Linked DNA regions of Homo sapiens: region 2 is linked to region 1. A link is a contact called in ENCODE Hi-C data. All regions are on one chromosome and are shown on one strand. The core of a region is the stretch at or near the end of the contact, and the rest is flanking DNA. Distances in the headings are between cores, read along the strand shown.

Evidence for each region. A loop is a pair of places that touch in the nucleus more often than their neighbours do. Pooled maps may share reads with other maps.
Region 2: a loop to region 1 is called in a map of B cell, with 3 times the contacts of the local background. The contact joins the enhancer-like site here to the promoter of GALNT14 in region 1. A Hi-C loop is called at or near these places in 2 of 168 maps with a recorded cell type or tissue (B cell and ascending aorta) and 4 of 50 pooled maps.

The regions. Positions count from the first base shown.
Region 1 is chr2:31,136,959-31,140,505 of GRCh38, reverse strand. GALNT14 (polypeptide N-acetylgalactosaminyltransferase 14) reads left to right here and starts at 2,066. Exons shown (of 15, transcript NM_024572.4): 1 at 2,066-2,548. The coding sequence starts at 2,420.
Region 2 is chr2:31,317,449-31,320,719 of GRCh38, reverse strand. No RefSeq gene overlaps it. Among named protein-coding and RNA genes, the nearest start is that of EHD3, 85 kb to the right of the region's middle. RefSeq lists a silencer at 1,865-1,934. Within about 2 kb of position 1,844, at least 20 of the 41 ENCODE cell types and tissues checked have a DNase peak (open chromatin) inside an H3K27ac peak, as active enhancers do; they include B cell and ascending aorta, where a contact is called at or near this core.

The sequences.
Region 1 (3,547 bases), core at 817-3,316:
CACCCCAGGGCCTCAGTTTCCCCATATGCCAAACAGTCAGAATGAGGCACCTCAGCATCTCAGCAGTGTGGTGAGCAGCGTGGTGGTGCTGCACCATCTCAAAAGCTTGGCGGTGTTCTTGTGTAACTGTCTGCCATCTGTTACTCAGAAGCGGCATTACAAAGCGCTGAGCAATGGACTCCTGTGCTGCAGCTTCTGCCTGGAGCCAACAGCAGCTCAGCAGCTTGCCTGGGGGTCCCCTGCAGAGCCTGCAGCAGAACGCTTTGCAGGCCCGAAACTGCAGGTCCCGGGTGAGGCTCCTGAAAGAGGTCCAAGGTGCTTGGGATGCTGCAGAGGTGAGTTCTCTTGCTGCTCCCCCTACCCCTCCCATGATGATCATCTACCTGGGCCTTTGCTGGGACAAAGCATTGGCTGGGGAGCCTACTCCCACCTTTCAGTGTTCAGAGTTCTGATAAAGGCAAATGCTAGATCAACCCTGGGGTTCTGTGTGATGGTCTAAGAGCGCAGGTAGATCTTGAAAGGGCTGGCAACAGTGCTCACCTTTTCTGGGCTGTTTAATTTCAACTGCGGTTCCCAACCCCAAACATCTTATCTACAGTCCAGTCAAGAACTCTCTGAGGTTGAGGCAGGACTTCCCTGTGGCTGAAAGATAAGGTACCAAAAACAGGAGGCTTTGAGTAGACGCCTCCATTTCTCAGTACATGTCTTTGGGGAGACATCTTATTGAAGAAGGAATTCCAGAGCCCTGATTTACAGCTGTCTCACCTGTGCGGAGGTATGGGAGCTTGCCCTACACTGAGCTTTATGGGGAGAGAGGGGCAGGGAGAATGGTGGCTGCCACAGTGGGTGCATCGTTCTCACCTCCCCAAGAAACTCGATGAAGCAAGCAACCCTCCAACAAAAATGGCATGGTTCCCGCTGCCTCTGCTCCCCAGACAGAGCAAGGTTTCCCCACTTTGAGTGGTCAGATAACACCAGCACCTTGCATTCAGCTTTCACCACTACTCATTTGCTTGTCAGAGGAGGTATTTTCCCTCCATTTTACAGATGAGGAATCGAAGACTGGGAGAAGGTAAATGACTTACCCAAGACTCACACAGTGAGTGTGACAGCTAGGTCAGTACTCTCTGGTCAGTGATCTGGCCGTGATTCCAGCCTACTTGAGCCTACATGGGAATTGGAGTTAGAATTTGCTTTGCTTCTAGATCCAAGCGGTTTTAATCTGCAAGTGGGAGGGGGATACAATTCCCAAAGGCCCTTGGGAAAAGGGGCTTTTGAAAGATCACCCTCTGCACCCAGTATCCTCCTGCCCAGGGTCACTTTCCAAGAATCCCAAGTGGTTGTTCCAACTTTGGACCTCTTTTCTTGCAAGCACAAAGCCCTGATGCTTACAGGGAGAGAAAACCTTTATGGGAGATAATTGCGCCTTAATTTTTTAAAGGATATCTTTAAAGTTAAAATTAGACCAGCTCAGCTTTCCTTCCGTTAAGCAGAAAAAGTTACCAGGCACCTGCAGGCAGGCATAGAAACACCCTGGGGAGTTGGCTGACCGCGGCCTTGGCCCTCAGTAGCCAGGCAAGTGAACCGCGGGTTTGGGGCAGCAGCCCTGCCGGCGCCCTGGAATCCCAGCCTTGGCTGTGGTAGGACGAGCACATTGGGGGTGGGACCCCGGCTTCAGCGCCACGTGCAGCCCCCGCGATGAGCGGGAAAGTCCTCCCAGGCACAGCGCCGCCTGGCGAGGGCCGGCCCTTGGGTCCCAGCTGGCAGCTGGGGGTGGCGGGCATCCCGAGTGCACCGCTCCCGCCCCGCCCCGCCTTGCCCCAACCCACGATGGTCTGGGAGCTGCGCCCAGGGCTTGGCGCTGGCGGCCCCGCAACAGCACCGAGCGTTTCGGTCGGCGGGCGGCGGTAGCGCCCCCTCTCAGAGCCCCGCTCACTCCCACCTGGGCTCGCTCCGAGTCGGCCTGTCTGTCGGGCCCGCCCTCCCCGCTCACTCCCTCCGCCCTCGTGCTCCTCCCGGGGTGCTTGGCACAGCCTCGGATTCCTCCCTCTCGCTGCTCGAGTCAGTTTCCCTATCGGCGGCAGCGGGCAAGGCGGCGGCGGCGGCGGCGGCAGCCGCGGTGGCGGCGTGGGGAACATCTCGGCAGCCACCGCGCTTCTCCCGCTGGAGCGGGCGTCCAGCTTGGCTGCCCTCGGTCCTTCCCTGCCACGTTTCGGGTCGCCCTGCACCCCCCACCCAGGCTCGCTTCTCTTCGAAGCGGGAAGGGCGCCTTGCAGGATCCTGCCGCCCCTCCAACCGGATCCTGGGTCTAGAGCTCCCCAGAGCGAGGCGCTCGCCAGGACTCCTGCCCCGCCAACCCTGACCGCCGGGGGGTGCCCCCGGGACGTAGCGCCGCGGAGAGGAAGCGGCAAAGGGGACCATGCGGCGCCTGACTCGTCGGCTGGTTCTGCCAGTCTTCGGGGTGCTCTGGATCACGGTGCTGCTGTTCTTCTGGGTAACCAAGAGGAAGTTGGAGGTGCCGACGGGACCTGAAGTGCAGACCCCTAAGGTAGGCGGCTTGCCGGCGCGCTGGCGCTGAGCGGTGGCTTGCGGGAGGGCGCGCAGCCCGCGTGCCGGGTTTGCGGGCTCCCGGGAAACCAGGGCGAGGGTCTGGGTGCTGCGAGCAGGTAACAGCCGCCGGATGTGGCTACCATGTGATGTTTCTGGATTTTAAAACGCTCGGGGGCATCTCCGGACCCGCGGTGTGCATGAGTGGCAGTGGGTGTGGGTGGTGGGCGCGCGCTCGCCTGCGGAGCGGGGCTCCCAACTTGAGCTGCGCGCGAGGGTCCCGGGGCGGAGGGGGCTCTGCGGACGGGCGGCCCAGGGGCTGGCGGTCTCCGGGCGCTGCCAGAGAGTCGCCGGCGGTCGGGTCGGGCCAGCGCCCGGGCGAAGTGTGGCGGCTGCGCTGACCTCCTTCCCGCAGCTGCCAGGCCCGACCTGGGGAGGCCGGAGGCCGGGTGCGCCGCGCGCGCCTGTGCGTTGCGGGCGAGCGCCTTGCAGCCTCCCGGGCGGCTGCCACCCCTGTTCTCTAACTGTTCCCGACCCTCTCAGCTGCATTGGAAGTTGAATGTGCCCAGAACACCACGAAAGAGCCTGTAAAAACAGACGCCTTGGTATTGGCGGGGAGTTGAGGAAATGGGAATCCAAGTGGCTTTTCCAACTCCTGCTCAGTCAGTTCCTGTGAGGGAGCCAGAAGGTTCCCCCTATAGGCTCACTCTTACCTTCAGATTCAGAGCCCTGTAGGGGGAAAGGGAAAACTTCCCCATGGCTCTCCGAAGGTTCACTGAAAATCAGTTGACAAAAGGCAGATCAATAGGAGAAAAGGCATAATAATTTATTTGATCATAGTTTTTCGTGACATGGTAGCCTTCCGTTTTCTCTTCACAGATTTGGCCCGGGGACACGGAAGGAGGCCTCTGGGGGATTTCCTGGCCAGCCAGGCAGTCTTTATAAACTGGGTCCAGAACAGTCGTCTAGGGGTCTGGGCAAAAGCCTTGGAGGAGCTTAT
Region 2 (3,271 bases), core at 595-3,094, 180 kb before region 1:
CAGCGGGAGAAAGTTCTGTGCTTTTAAGGGCTCATGTGATTAGATTGGGTGCACCTGGATGATCTGGGCTACTCTGGCTTTTTTTTTTTTTTTTTTTTTTGACAGAGTCTTGCTCTGCCACCCAGGCTGGAGTGCAGTGACACAATCTTGGCTCACTGCAACCTCCGCCTCCTGGGTGCAAGCAATTCTCCTGCCTCAGCCTCCCTGTAGCTGGGATTATAGGCATGCACCATCACACCTGGCTAATTTTTGTATTTTCAGTAGAGACAGGATTTTGCCATGTTGTCCAGGCTGGTCTCTAACTCCTGACCTCAAGTGATCCACCTGCCTCGGCCTCCCAAAGTGCTAGGATTACAGGCGTGAGCCACCGTACCCAGCTGTACTCTGGCTATTTTAAATTCTGTAACCTCAATTACATCTGCCAAGCCTCTTTTGCAATGCAACATGATATATTTACAAGATGCAGGGATTGGGGCATCTTTGAGGGGCCATTATCCTGCCTCAGTATGGATAGACTTTACATCTGCTGAGCCATGCCAGAGGGCTCTTCAGCAAGAGGGAGTGGGAAGAACAAAACCATAGAGGCAGTAAACCACATGGAAGGGGCAGTGAGAACAGCCAGCCTTGCCTGGGGTGCTAACCAGTTAGTTTCCTCCAAATGATGAGATATGTGTGCAAGCTCTTGCACAGAGTAAGACCTTCTGAACCAGAGAAAGCCAGCCACAGATTCCTGTCCTAGGGCATGTAGGCGTTCCCCGCTGCTCATCTCAGTTCTGTCAGGGAGATTGCTGTTGTAGCGTTTCTACACTTCCTGTGTACACCCTGTTCCTCCAGATGTAACAATGTAGAGCCAAGCACCTTCAACAAATAAAATTTATTTACTATTACATTTGTTGCACAAAGTACTGGCAAATCAGAAGAAGAATATAATAGTTGCCCATAATCCGGACACTCAGAACAACTGTTAACACTGGTGTTTTATGAGGTGCCTTTAACAGGCAGCTTTCCGTGTCTATTAATGTTCTTTCTCAATGGTATTTTCTATTGTATGGATGGCACTGTAGTTTATTTAATGGACATTTGGCTTACTCCCAAGTGGTTTTGCTCTCATAAACATGGCTGAGATAGCATAACAAGAGTTGTTTTGACAGTCATGTTAAACAGGATGTCAGCAGGCCCTCAGTGGGAATGCGAAGGGGAACTTGGGGTGGTACAGCTGTGTGAGGGTGAGTGGCTCCTTTCCTAGTTTCTTCATCCTGGCCTCTTAGCTAAACCCCTGTGTACTGCTTTGTTGTTAACTTGGTCCAGCTGCACCCGAGAGCTCATTGAATGGTTCACTTAAGAGCTATGCATTTCACTATGTGTAAATAATCCTCAATATTTTTTAAAATTAAGTATGTCCTAGTTCCAAACCAGCAAGATCTTGCTGTTTTTGTGCACATTCACATAAATGGGATTGGATGTAATAAAAACCAAAAAAAAAAAAAAAAAGGCACAGAGAGGAGCTGGCTGGGCGCTGGCCTCCAGCATGGGACGGTAAAGGGAGTAGTTACTGGGAACAGGCTCAGTTTGGTGAGGGGTGGCCACCACACTGCTTTGGCCCTCAGCCGCCTCATTTGCATGAAGCCCCACCTTGCTGGCTTGTGCTGTGGTGGGGGGTTAAGACCCCGTATATAAAAGTCCAGCATGGCACCTGAGATGAGACAGGGAGTCAACATAGAGGAGCCATTCTTGAACCTCCAGGAACTTTTCCGGGGAGGTGCAGTCGGCGCTGGGCTGCTGTGCTCTGTGGTTTCCCCTGTGGGTTGGTGGTGAGTCAAGGGCCCCCTGGGAAGAGCAGAAAGAAGACAGGCGCTGGGGATGTTGCTAACTGCTTATTTCTGAGGGTCAGAAAAACCTCAACTCAGTACAGCTGGGCTGTGCCCTTCAAGGGTGGAGCCTGAGGGTGGAGTTAAGTAGAGAGAACTCTGGAAGGGGGTGAGGCAGGGGCCAGAGGAACTGGCAATTCTGCCTGAAGGAGGTGGGCCTAGGGTGCCAGGGGAAGATATCTTTTTCTTCCCAAAGCAAAAAAAAAAAGGAAAAATGACAAGAGCTCTGCTCAGAGCCTGGCTCAGGGCTGCTTAAATGTCTCTGCTGGCACCACTATCCTAGCCACTGCCTTTACAATTTCATGTGGGAAATGAACACGCTTACTATGATGAAATATCAATCTCATGCAGATTTTGAAGGGATTACGTATACACACATCTGCTTTGGCTTTGAGGTTATTTATATTTGAACAGCAAGCTGCGTGCCTTAAGTTCTAGTTATTAGGAATGTGTAGGCCATGGTTTATACTGATGCCAACCTGCTTGCCTACATACTGTAGGGTGAACCATATCACCCATAGAAAACAAATTGATAGTGATGAAACAAATATAAATTATCATTAAAGACCAAAAAGACCAGCAATTTTAAATCACGACCCATTCAAGACAACAGTGATGGTCCTTTGATTACACTGCGTCCTTCTAAATGACTACCAATGGGGACTTCCAGTGACTTTTGTGGACACTTACCCCATGGAAGTCTGCAGGATGGCTTGCTGCTGCAGGTAACTCTGGGCAGAAGAGTGGGTTGGCACCCCCTTTAAGCCTGACAAAATTCCTCATGTGAGTTTATGAGTTCCAAATAATAGTAATAAACTCAATAACTCACTAGGTAGGTGTTTGGTAAATGATCTTTTGATGTAAAAATGAAATTGTATAAACATTAAAGGAGGATCAGTGAGTGGCTTATCGGAACCATCCTCCCAGTATTCCCCGGGGTTAAATGTTATACCCTGAGAAGGCTTGACAAGAGCTCTGAATCATCTGAGCTGGTTATTGAAAATGCAGGTTCAGGGCCCCCCTTGCAGAGATTCTGGTTAAATAAATCTAGAGTGAGACCCAAGAATCTGAATTTTAAACAAGCCCTGGAGGTGATTCTGATGCATGTGGTCTGCAGATACAAATTGATGGAAAATGCCCAAAGAGAATGGGGCCCCTCTCTGCCAGGTGTTAAGAGCACCTGCTATTCTGAGCAAATGCTATTCTGAGAGCATTTGCAGGCTGGAGTCTGCCTTTATGAGCTCTGGGTGGGAAGGTAGTTCAGGCTGGTTTATACAGCCACATACAGGGAAGACAGTGAAGAATGCCCAAACATAGGGGGTGCTCTATGCTGGAGAAATGTTTAGTTTAATCCTTGAGTTGCGACAGGTTGGCAGGAACTAAAGATCTCTTAGAGAGGGATG